Regions from separate parts of the Mus musculus genome. Here region 2 is linked to region 1. Evidence: chromatin contacts called from ENCODE Hi-C or POLR2A ChIA-PET data. All regions are on one chromosome and are shown on one strand. Each heading gives the region's core, a stretch centred on a gene start or an enhancer-like site at or near the end of the contact. The rest is flanking DNA. Distances are from core to core; before and after follow the strand shown. Region 1 holds the start of Gimap3 (GTPase, IMAP family member 3). Region 2 has its middle 9.2 kb from the start of Gm7932.

The links. Hi-C counts contacts between places; a loop is a spot of excess contacts on that map. ChIA-PET counts read pairs that join two places held with the same protein, here RNA polymerase II (POLR2A).
Region 2: a map of v-Abl transformed pro-B cells shows a loop between it and region 1 (3-fold over the local background). The contact joins the enhancer-like site here to the promoter of Gimap3 in region 1. A Hi-C loop is called at or near these places in 2 of 37 maps with a recorded cell type or tissue (both v-Abl transformed pro-B cells). POLR2A ChIA-PET finds 5 or more read pairs at or near these places in 2 of 5 experiments (Patski and embryonic stem cell).

Annotation. Positions count from the first base shown.
Region 1 is chr6:48,768,122-48,774,584 of GRCm38, reverse strand. It overlaps Gimap3 (GTPase, IMAP family member 3), which reads left to right and starts at 3,734. Exons shown (of 5, transcript NM_031247.3): 1 at 3,734-3,943; 2 at 5,739-5,848.
Region 2 is chr6:48,847,961-48,854,331 of GRCm38, reverse strand. No RefSeq gene overlaps it. Among named protein-coding and RNA genes, the nearest start is that of Gm7932, 9.2 kb to the left of the region's middle. Within about 2 kb of position 2,336, at least 1 of the 3 ENCODE cell types and tissues checked has a DNase peak (open chromatin) inside an H3K27ac peak, as active enhancers do.

The sequences.
Region 1 (6,463 bases), core at 2,485-4,984:
CCTATTTTGTATTGAGTAACTTTTGTGATTTCATTTGGTCACTTCTAGTGAATTTTATTGTTGTTGTTGTTGTTGTTGTTGTTGAGACAGAATCTCACTTTTCAACCCTGGCGCTGACCTAGAACTCACTATGTAAACCAGGATGGCCACAAGCTCAAAAATGTCTGCCTTTGCCTCTCAAGTACTAAAATTAAAAGTCCACTGTATCAACTTATTATTTGTATCTCTTTAGAAAGTTTTAAGAACACTGACATAGGAGCTATGCATTTAAATTAGTACATACATTATTAGATAATAGTATACTTACTAAATAATACAGAACACATAATTTAATGCTCTAAAATATCAGTCCCACTTTCCTGCTGCTATGCAATTTTGTGAAATGTAACTCTCCATTATATTATATATTTAACAGATTTGTCTATCATTTGCCTGTCATCCATTTGCCTATGAATCAAATGGGCAATTAGAGAAGCTAGAGATGGGTCCTATACATAAACAACAACCATAAATCAAGTAACCAGATGAAGGAAACAGTGCTGAGAGCCGTGGTGAGATAAAAGCCTTCACTGTGATGTAAGAGGCAGAGGCAGCCAGAGAAAGAAATGTCAGCATCCCAGGGTCGAATCAGCCCTCTGCAGTCATTTAAGACTAACTCACGGAGATGGAGAGATGGAGAGATGGCCGAGCAGCTAAGAACACTTTCTGGTCTTCCTAAGAAACCAAGTTTGGTTCCCAGACCCCACATCAGCTCACGGCCTTCTGCAGTTTCAGCTCCAGGGGACCTAATACCTTCTTCTGGCATGACCTTCACTCATGTGCACACACAATCACATATTCATACACACAGAAATAAAATAAACATTCTCCCAGCACTCCCACCAGCATTGCCAGCTGGTGACCTTGGCTATCTCTCGCTATGCTTTTACAGGCTTTGATTTGTCAAGTACGAGCGACCATTGCTCTCCTACCCTTTATTTTCCTCTTCTCATCCCTTTTCAACCCCCCTCTCTATTTCACCTCCTTTACTCTGATTCTTGCCCTGTCTCATCCCTTTTTATCCTCTGCTGAGTTTAAATTAATTAACTTTATTAAAAATAAGTTCTTAAAAATTCATTTAACCTATATTTTCTCTTTTATATGTATAAATGGTTTTGTCTGCAATGTATATGTGCACCGTGTGCTACAGTGCCTGCAGAGGCTAGAAGAAAATGTTGGGATGAGTTACAGATGGTTGTGAGTGCTGGGAATTGAACTCGAGTCTTCTGAAAGAGCAGCTGATGGTCTCAACTGCGGTTATCTCTCCATCCTCAGCAGTTTTAAATTTACAGAAAATCTGAGCAGAAAGTACAGAGGGGGCATGCTCTCCTTACCAGTTTCTCCTATCAGTAACATGTTGCATTAGTGGAGTATTGTTGCTGTCCATGGAATTGTATTCATGTATTTTATTAACTAAAGTGTGTAGCTTTACAGCAGGGGTCACTCATGGTGTTTGACATCCTGTGGGTCCTGACAAGTGGGTGATAACAGCAACCCACAGGTCAGATAGAATATCTCATTAGCATAGATTCCTCTGACTTCACTGTTCATTTCTCCCTCTACTTCCCCAAGTCCCTGACCACAGGTGATCTTCACAGTTGTCCTTTCCAGCATGCGACAGAGCTGTGGCTATACAGCACAGAGCCCTGCCAGATCAGCTTCTTTCACGTAGCAGCATGTATATACGTTCCCTCTGAGGCTCCATGTGTCCTGCTAACGCATCTCTTTGTAGTTCCCATTGCCCGGGTGTGTCACACCCACCTACTAAAGTGTATCTGAGTTGTCTCTGCATTTGGATGGGCTTTGTGAACAAATCTGCCATAGGCATTCGTGTTTGGACTCTCGTGTGGGTACAGCAGCATGGTTTTAAACAAGGTGATGAGAAAGGAGGGCTCTCTAGAGTAGCAAGTCAAAAGGAAAGCATTTGTTGAGGCTGAGAGGCGACGGTTAGCCTTCAGTGAGTAAGAACTTTTTATGTGCAAGCATGAGAACCTAAGTTGGAATCCCCAGCATCCAAATAAAAATCTGGGCATGACTGCTTGTGCCTGTAATCTCAGCATCGGGCGCAAAGTGGCAGGTCCTAGAGCTCCTGGCAGTCAACCTAGTAGAAATCAAGAATTCACTGAGAGATCCTATTTCAAGGCAATAGGGTATCGCAGTAATAGAAGACACCTTCAGTCAGTCTTCTGGCTTTCCTGTGTTCACTCAGGAGCATGTGCACGTGCGAGCTCAGGCACATCAAAAATAAACAAACAACTCCCCCAAACCACTGTTCAATATTTCCAGACTGGGCAAAACAGAACACAGCAAACCAGCAGGTAACCAGCAGGGGGCAGTGTTTGCAAGACGTCGACGCCAGTTCCCACTCCCTTCCTACAGTTTTGAGCCTCAGGCTCTTGTTCTCATTGGCTGCAGTCTGGCTTCCTTTCCTGCTGACCGTCCCTTCACAGCAGGATGCACCTTCCCTTTGGAGGCGTGGACCAGAAAGCTGCAGTGAGAAAAGGTTCCAAACAATCCCTGAGTTCTGTGAGGAAGAAATCACACTGCAGGAGCTGAGGTGGATTCAGGAACCCACAAGAGCATACATGTCAATTAAAACAACAAAACAAAACAACAGCCAGGCAGTGGTGGCTCACACCTTTAATCCCAGCACTTGGGAGGCAGAGGCAGGCAGATAGTTCTGAGTTCAAGGCCAGCCTGGTCTACAGACCGGGACAGCCAGGGCTACACAGAGAAACCCTGTCTCGAAAAAAACCAACAAACAAAACAAAACAAAAAGCTAAGGATATGAACATGCAGGTTATAGGAACAACATCTATATTCATTTCACCCAAATAGATCCCATATCCCACTCTCCTCCTTGAACATTCTTTTGTTTAAAAAAAAAAAAAAATCACCCAAACTTGGGATTGGAGGGATGGCTCAGTAGTTAAGGAGCCTTACAAGTGTTAATAGTTCCAGATCCAGGGGATCCAGCAGCCTCTCCTGGCTTCTGCAAGCACCAGGCATGTGCAGAGGGCACTTGCATACATGTAGGCAAAACACTCATACGCGGAAAAGAACAGCAAGTGAATAAAAAAGTGATCTGAACTCAAACACACGGCTAAGTGGAACTCCTCCAGGGAGGAGACCTGGCTCACTCCGGATCCTGAGTCCTGCAGGGCAGCAGGCAGAGGCACAGGGACTTGGGATTCCACTAAGTGCTGTTGCTTTGCCTAAACCATACTATAGACTGGGTAGCTAGCTTCATGGCTTCTGTGGAGACAAGGTCTGCCCAGGTGAGAAAACCTAAGCCTTGTTCTCCCATACTCTCCCTAGAAGCCAGGGTACCTTAGCCAGGCTCAAGCATGATAGCTATTGATCTGTCCAGTGGGCCCTGGAGAGAGCCACTTTAGGCTCAACTGCCACCTCAAATTCCATCTAAGAAGCTACCTCCGGATGGCAGAGGTAAACAGCAGAGCAGAAGAGATGCATGCTGTCTGCCTGGTGAGGAGGAGCAGAAGCTAGAGTCTTGGGTTGCCCATGCTTTTAGACTTCTAGATTCTCTTAGGCCCATAGAGAATACTTTGTACACAAACATCTCAGTGGTGTGGCCGATGAGGGTGGAGCAGGAAGCAGAACTTTTTTTTTTTTTTTAAATCAACCTTTTCCACTGGCTGCCTTCTTCAGTGGCCCTCAGAGCACCCCTTTTCAGAGAAACTCATGTACATCACCCTTTCCCACCCCTCAGGAGACACCGTCTTCCTCCCCCTGGAAGACAGATCTTGTGAGCTGGCCTTCACCTCTTGTAGCTCTTGTACTTTTACGAAAGACTACAAACCAATGTGAGAGGCTGCCTAGGCCTGGAAGGTAGCTCCACAGTGGCTATAGATCTTGAATGGAAAGATCCTCAGGAACTCACCAGGTAACAGGGATCTTGTGGTGTGTGTGTGTGTGTGTGTGTGTGTGTGTGTGTGTGTGTGTGGTGTTCTTCTATCCTGCTCACCCTTAAATCTACCAGTAACAATTAGTGTCAACCTGAAGGGAAAGACAACTGATCTTTTTTCATAGACTGTAGAGAAATTCCTGTTCCCCAGGGACTTTTAGTCTTGTCTGTGGAACATCAGTGAGTTTTCTCCCTCACAGAACAAGGCTAACACACCACTGAGGACTCAGGAGAGGTGGACTCTTAGACATTCTCCTTGCTTTCCAAGGGCGAAAGGGAGCAGACAAGCTTCTAAAGCAATTTCCCTAGAGCTGTCAGCCAGGCTTGTATTGAGTGTCTGGGAACCAGAGAGCAGCTGGAGGGGAACCAGTCTTTGGGACGGGGCATCAGACCGGGTTTTGTGAGCTGGGAAATTAGAGTTGTGGCAGGAAGATGGAACGTGGGCCCCATGGGTGATCTGAAGTTCATACACTACCCATCGTCCAGAAGGAACCCTAGCTGTCTGACTAGCATTCGCTTTATCCAGTCGGGGTCAGGACTCTATCAATGGATAAGAACAACCCCAGGCTCTTCCCCAGAGCCTTGGGTTCCTCGATGTTGGAGAGCAAAGGGACACCAGATGTCTTTTTCCATCACTGACTGTGGTCTGCACTCTCTGACTGGCTAAATTATCTATTGGCGTATCATCTCACTGAATCCAGTACTCACTGAGTGGCTGGACTGGCTATCTTATCTCCCCGTCCCCTGCAGGTTTAATTTTCTTTCTTTCCCATCACTTTTCTTTTTCTTGGTGAACATTCACAGTGCTGGGCAGGAGGGAATTTGTTTTGTTTTGTTTTGTTTTTCGAGACAGGGTTTCTCTGTGTAGCCCGGGCTGTCCTGGAACTCACTCTGTAGACCAGGCTGGCCTTCAACTCAGAAATCTGCCTGTCTCTGCCTCCCGAGTGCTGGGATTAAAGGTGTGCGTTCACTCAGGTTCATCTGTTCACAGAAAGCATTTGCTGTTTGTTTTGGATAAAGTAATACATTCTTTAAAGACCAGTCAAAGCAAACAGAATGAAGCTGCAGGCAGTAAAGCTTTTATTCCCGGAAAGGACCCCATGACCATTGCACACTGGTTTTCCCTCATAACAGCATGACACATTTTCCCCATTAGGACAGTTTGTTCTCAAGATGCTGTGGTGAAGGATATGGGAAAGAAAGAATGATATTATCAGTTTTCTCAAATGAGACCAAGATAATCTGCACAAGGCCAACACACAAGTCTGTGACCTTCTCACAGTGCTTCTAAGTGTGGCCTGCCCATGCCCTCTTCCAGTCTCTTCCAGTCCTGCATGAGGGAAGCACTGCCAGGGGAGGGCCTCTTAGATATGGGGAGCTCTTCCACTTTTGCTAGCTCCAAGGTTCAACCAAGGGCCAGAAATAACTGACACACACACACAAACACACACACACACTGACTTCTTAAAAAATAAACGAAAGGACTGACAGGTGTGTGGGTGAAGTGGTGGAGTGGTAGGGGTGGGCTGACACTTGGATCCTAGTGGGTGGGGACAGGGCACACTGCTGTCTTGAAAAAATGGTGGCCCAGCATAAAATGAAGGGGACCGCGTGGGAAAGGGGTACAGATGAGAAACAGCAAGGTGACAGTCATTTTGCTGGAACTGTGTGGGTTCAGACTAGAGAAAGCACTGGAGAGGAAAAAAAAATGTCTAAAGAAAAAGGCTTGAGAAGCAATGTTTCCACTCTTGCTTTCGCTCCTCTTTCTCCTCAGGCTTGATTCTGAGATGGCAGCAGTTTAAGGCTCTCAATTTGGAGGAATGACCTGCCACCAGTTGCTTGGCCAAAGGCATTGTATGAGTACTCCTGCCTGAGAGACTGTTGGTAAGCACCTAGGGGCGCCAGACCCCACCCATCAGCATACGCTGAGGAGCACAGCCCAGGGAGCTGTACAGGAAGCAGTGGTAGTGTGACCTTCGCTCTTTCATCGGCAGTGTTGTTCAACCTAGTCAGTCCCCTCACAGACGTGTAAGCCGCTCAGGGCTTCCACAGGGCCTCAGGACTGAGCTTCAACCCTTTCCTCTTCTTTCTTACAAAGAGAACAAAGCAAAGCTGAGGGTCGAGTTTGGTTCTCTGCATCTTTCTGCTTCAGCTGAGCCTTGGCTTTGATGGACTTCAGCTCTCCAGGGCAATGGAAACAACAGATTCAGAGATTTGCTTTAGGAACTGGCTCACATGACCATGGAGGGACAGAATGCCTGAGCCCTGCAGGTGTCTGGAGGCTGAAAGTTACTGGGCTAAATGCTGGATCCTGGCATCCAGTGTTGAAATTAAAGTTTAATTTATATTTATTTTAATTTATATTTCTTGTCAAGTTGGTCTCTGGACGGTTTCATATGTGGAAGAGCTAGAAAACATCTAGAAAATCCATTTGTTTCAAAAAGTGTTTTTAAGTGACACACCAGAGACCCTGAGGTTCTGTAATTAGACATTCTTTTT
Region 2 (6,371 bases), core at 1,087-3,586, 81 kb before region 1:
CTGGAATTAAGGACAGTTGGGAGTCCAAGGATGGATGTGGGTGCTGGGAACCAAATTCAGGTTCTCTGCAAGAGCAATGAGTCTTGTTGAAAATGAAGAACACTTAGCCCCTTCAATATACTTTAATTTCATTTCCCTGGTGCCTAAGTTATTCAACATTTGACATTTACCGATCATTTATAGAGCATCTTTTGAGAACTGTCTGTTCAGCCAGACGGTGATGTCACAAGTCTTTAATCCCAGCACTTGGAGGCAGAGACAGAGACAGGCAGAGATCTCTGAGTTTAAGGCCAGCCTGGTTTACAGAGTGAGTTCTAGGACAACCAGGTTGACACAGAGAATCCTGTCTTATTCCACCCCTCAAGGAGAGAGAGACTGTTCATTCCACTAGCTGTTTCTGGGGGTGGCATTTAATCTTTTAAATATTTATATAGTTTAACTATTTTTTATGGTTTAAGAGCTTTATTATAGAAATGCAGGGGAAAGAGAGAAGGTAGAAGGGAGGAAGAGAGAGAGAGAGAGAGAGGAGAGGAAAGAAGACAAAGAAAAAGGGAAGAGGAGAGAGAAGTGAGAGAAAAGAGAGGTGAGAGGACAAAGGAATAAGAGAGTGAGGTGTGGGCTGAGCACTCCTTTTTCTAGTCTTCACTGTTGCTAGGTAACTGGGGAGGAGTTTAGCCTGAAGGTCAGAAGCTTAGGACATTGCTTACTTGACTACTGACCATGCTTCTCTTGTGGGGGCTGTGGGAGGTGGTACCTTAGGCAGGGGCCGGAGTTCCAGGAGCATGAGGGAACACCTACCGTGTCATGTAGGTGAATTATGACCATCGGAGTTCAGACCTCATTGGAGACCAGCCTGCATTCCCCACAATTCCTCCTCTTTTTTTATTAGAAAAAAAATTGCGAGGGGCGGGGTCACTGTTGTGACTGTGAAAATTTAGAGTGGATGGAAGTATCGGAAGAAAATATATAGTCTAGAGAAATAGCAGAACAAGGCCAAAGTAGTAAGGAGAGTTAAGGTAAAAGTTGAGAAGGCAAGAGATTGAGTTGAGAAGGCAAAAGATTGTACAATCAGTCAGTTGTTTCATGGGTAGTACAATTTGAGGGGAAAAAACCATCTATTTTTGAACAGCAATTAGTTAATCTAGATAGACATTATGCTTTCCTCACTATCATATAACTTTCCCCAAAGTTCAACAGCCATTTAGCTTTAGCAAAAAGAGTCCATCTGTAGCTCGAAGGTCCCAGGTCTGTCTTCTATAGGGTTCAGCACTTGTCTCGGGAGCCTTCAGTCAGATGAGATTTTTGGAGGAAGGCAGCTTTCTTCTGTAAGTCTCAGTAGATGGTGCTGTCTCAGGTGGATCTGGGGCAGCAGGCCTCATGTGGAGATAGACCTGTAGAGTAATTATAACAAAGGAGCAGAACACCAGCACAGGATATCTGCATAGTGTGGATAGCAAAAGTTATGCCTGCAACGGTTTGCTTAAGAGCACATCCCAGTCCCTTGTGGACGGCTAAAGAAGAAAATATCATGTTAATTGTGTAACTGGAGTAGGCAGTTAACAGTTCTGTAAAAGAAAACCGGTTATTAATTAAAGATTGGATGGTTTTGAACCTAAAAGGAAATTTTAAATAAGTTGAAAGAATTTTTGGCCATATATGATGAATACTAGAGAGAAAAAAGAGTATTTAGAAAAAGAAGCAAGAAAATTTTTTGGTTAAAGGCACGATTCAGGTATTCCTGTAGGATGACACTGCTTCAATGCAGTTTTCGCTGGCTTATCTGGATGGGGGAGGGGTATCCTCTCGTTTTTTTTTTTTTTTTTTTTAACTGGAGAGTGAAGGGTTAAGTGTTGGCCAGCCGCGGCGAAGCATCACTTAGCCACGCTGGGCCGGATCTCGGCATGGGCCGCACTTTCCCGCGCGCTTGTGGCGGGGAGGGAGCAGCAGAATTCAGGGAAGAGGCAAAAGTTTTTGAACAGGAACTGCCCAACTGGTCAGACAAAGCCTAACGCAAGGAAAGTTTTGGGTTAAGTGGGAGAGTTTTCGCTGTTTGGCCCGGCTCGGCCCACGCAGCTGTAATCACTGCCCAGCTGGGCTTACCTGGAGCAAGTTAAGGCTACAGAAGTCAGAAAACCAACTCTCTTGTAGTTAAACCTGTAACAAAGAATGGGAAGGGGACCTCACACCAGCCGCTAGTCGCCGAGGTTAAAGCCAAGAGCTAGAGGGGAGGGGCTACAGAGCTGGCCAGGAACACTTTGGAAAGAGAGAGAAAAGAAAAAGGCCAAGTTTTTGAACTCGATCACTCACAGTCTCCGGAAACTAGGAGATCTCCTGTAGGTCTCTGTGCGAAGCATTCTTCAGCTGGTTCTGTCTCGCGCCGATGGCGTAACCATCCCTCTGCGACCAGTTGTTGGGAACAAAATAAAGGGGGGGGGGGGTCCCTGGGGAAGAGCGGAGGGAAAAAGATGCCCACACCCCACCAGGGTTTCCCTATTCTCTGATCAGCCAGGCGTGGGTAGGCTGCTACCTACCCTATCCACTCATCCCTGGGTGGGCATTCCTCTATCCCACTCTTCAGAGGGTGGTCAAGGGGCAGCCCCCTGGGGACAGCCCCCCCCCCCCCCCAGCTACTTTGCTAAAGCCACCAGGGTTGTGGGAGAAAGGGAAGAGGGAAGAAGTTCCCAACACTGACCAGAGTGCGCAGCGGAACTTGAAGTAGCAGAGCAGAGACTCTATGGTTTAAGAGCTTTATTATAGAAATGCAAGGGAAAGAGAGAAGGTAGTAAGGAGGAAGAGAGAGAGAGAGAGAGAGAGAGAGAGAGAGAGAGAGAGAGAGAGAGAGAGAGAGAGAGAAGAGAGAAGAGAAGAAGACAAAGAGAAAGGGAAGAGGAGAGAGAAGTGAGAGAAGAGAGGTGAGAGGACAAAGGAATAAGAGAGCTATAGTTTAACTATTAATCCAGATGTTTATCTGGCAATCTTTTCCCCTACTCTATAGGTTGTTTCATTACTCTGCTATTTTCTTTGTTGTGAAAGAAGCTTTTCAATTTTAGACAATCTCAGTCGATTCTTGGTTTTATTTACCAAGCTATTGGAACCCTTTCCAAAAGGTTTTCTCCAATACCTATATTTTGAAGTGTTTTCCCCTAATAGGTTTAGTGTTTCAGATCCTCTGTTAAGGTCTTCACATCTTCAGTTGATTTTTGTACAAGGATGTGGACCAGGGAGTTTGCTTCATTCTTCTCTGTATGGATAGCGACTTTTCCAGAACCATTTGTTAAAGATGTTGTCTTTTCTCCATTGTATATACTTTTCAATCTCTGTCAAAATTCAGGAGGCTGCTACTTCATGAGTTTATGTCTGGATCAACGAATCTGTTCCCTTGATCAACACACGGGTTTTGTGTCCTCCTTGCTGGTTTAGTTTCTTTGGTTCAAGATGATGAGTTTATTGGTACAAGAAGGATGCGAAGCCGTAGATTATTATGGTGATGAGGCCAGTCTGTAGCTTTACAGCCAGATTGTTCACTTTTATAAGATTAGCTGATGTTAACTGATTTTGAATACTTCTATATTTAGAATTATAATTTTCTCTTGATTTTTTCTTCTTCTGATTAATTTTGCTTTGAAGTCTAATTAGCTAGATTTTATTATGGCCGTACTGGCCTGTTTTCTTTTTCCAAAAGACTGAGGCCATTAACACTGAGTCATTGGTGAAAGGTTTATACTAACTCCTGGCATTGTAATGTTTCACTTGGTGCTCTGCTAAATCTTCGCTTGGCTATCTGCTATTCTAGTCAGCTTAGTCTTTCCTATGATTTTGTAGGTATGTTTGAGTGTCTGTATTTTTAAGTCCTCATAAAATCATGATCCATTAGAAATAAAACACAAATTCCAAGGGTGCTTACAGTATTCTTTTCTCCTTCTGTTGTAGCTGACAATAATCAAGCCAACTATAAATATTGTAGTGATTTGTATGTTTGAGGACAATCATCAGAAACTATCTTATCAGAAGTTCTGCCGTTGGCAGTGACCAGGCATTACTCTGAAATGTTCTTGTGTTGGAGAACGCTCAACAAGACACTGCTGAGCAGGTATATGTTACCTGACACAATGAAAAACTTCCCCACAAGTCCTTGCTTCTATAATTTTGGTATTAAATGGACACAGGAAGTTGTAGTGTATGGTTTGCACTGCAATTATAGCATTCATGCAGAAAAGGGTATAAACATGTACACATTTTGTTAATGACACATACACATTTCCTGGGTTAAGAATGAAGGGGAGGCCATGACTCTAGACCCCTATGTGATTCCATAAGTCAGTCTCCTCCCTTTCCTATTCATTTTCCCACCCCTGCAACAAGGAACCCACTGTGCTGACTCCCATGGTATATATCCCTCTGCCTTTTCCCTTTGGCTGTGGCTTACATAGGTAAAGGCAACACATCCTTCGATTTTGAAGCAGTGAGAAAGAGCACACAGCTGAGAGACTCTAGAAAGGTCACTATTCTTAAACAAAGGTAGGAGAACATTTTCAGCTTCCCCAGGAGCCTCTGTGGCTGGAGACAGAGCAGTGCAAGGTTAAGTGCTGGCCTAGGGAGCTAGGAACTCAGACTTGAAGTGGCTGTTGAAGCTGCATTAGGGACTGGAGGGTATGTGGGCATCTGTGCATCAGGGCTGGCCTCTCATTTGTCACACTAGAGAAGACTGAAGGACATGTCTGTGCAACAATATGAATGTCCTCAGTGAATGCAGATGGTAGATAAGGAGGATCATGCATGTGATGGAGACCAGTCAAGTGGAATAAGAGTCACACGTCTTCCGCTGACCTGTTTATTCTAGGTTTTACCTTTTTCCCATTGGCTTTTGCTAAGGCCCATACCCAGATGCCATGCGCTGTATCTGATATGCTTTGTGGATCCTTCTTAGGAAGACACTAAACTTTTAATGTTTTAAATTTTAGTTATTTATTTTTATATGTGTTTGCCGGTGTGTATGTGTGTTCACTAAGTGCATGCCTGGTGACTACAGGAGACAAAAGAGGGTCCTTTAGAACTGTGAGCTACTCTGTATGTAAATGTAGCTTTTCTTCTGATATAAATGTCATCTCTGAGGTTTATTGCCCCTGTCTGCTAAGCTAGCCCTAGTCCTGGAAGCCTCTACACTCCAGTCCTAGAAGCCTCTACCCTCCATACAATCTACTCTAGGCCAAGAATTCGTTCAGCCTCTGAGACTTACTGTTTGCTGAATATGCTCACCCTTCCTAGTTCTTTCTGAACTCTGTTGGCTGGTTCAACTCAGCTCTTCTGGCTCAAGCTCTTTCTCCAAGCTGACTGATTCAATCTGGTTTCTCTCTTGGCCTTTGACTGAATTGCTCTGCATGGCCTCATACTAACTTTGGCAGTATGTTCTAATCGTTTGGCTCCTCAGTCTCTGGCTTGTTTTGTCTTCACCTGTGTCTAGCTTGTTCTCTCTCTCTCTCTCTCTCTCTCTCTCTCTCTCTCTCTCTCTCTCTCTCTCCTCCCCTCCTCCTCCTCCTCCTCCCCCTCCCCCTCCCCATCCTCCTCCATACTGCTACTTCTTATGCTGCCTTCCTTTCTGCTCTCATGAAAGTTGGGCATATCCTATTCTGTCAAATCTTTCTCTGATTTGTCACTTTGTCTGCCACCCATTTAGACATCTACAATGTAACATTACCTTCATTGTTTGGGAATAAATATGTGTACTAAAGGCATGTCTGTATTCCAGCCAGAGGGATTAAGAAGGCGTGTGCTAAGGGTGTTTCTGCATTCTAACCAGAGTAGCCAAGTTGCTGTGTAGAGAGAATATCTTGTATATTGTATGGATTCATCACCTGTCAGTGTAAAAACCAGTCTGTAGGAAAAGGTAGAATAGAAGATGGGACATCCAGGAGGCAGAAAGAATGCTGGGGTAGAGCTAGGTGTGGACAATTCATCTGGGAAAGATGTGAGGAGACAGACACATGGTACCTGAGCACAAGTAACCAGGCTTGTGATAGAGTGTAGATTAAAATAAATGGGTTAAGTTATGATTCTAGGCAGAGAAGAGCCTAGCTATATGGCCAAGAAATTTGTAAATATATTTTGAGTCTGAGTCTTATTTCTAGGAGCATGGAGCTGGGAGGAAGTACAAGGCCCCACTTCTACATTGCTGGATTGAAATCTCTCTATACATGTAGGTACTGAAAATTAAACCCGAGTCCTCTCAAAGAGCAGCAAGTGCTCTTAACACTGAGCCATCTCTCCAGCTCAACAGTTGTTTGTTTGCTTGTTTGTTTTTAATGATGGATTTTTGTCTACAATGGGACTTAGCTGCCACTCTGTGAGGTAACAATGCATTGCTCAGAATGGTT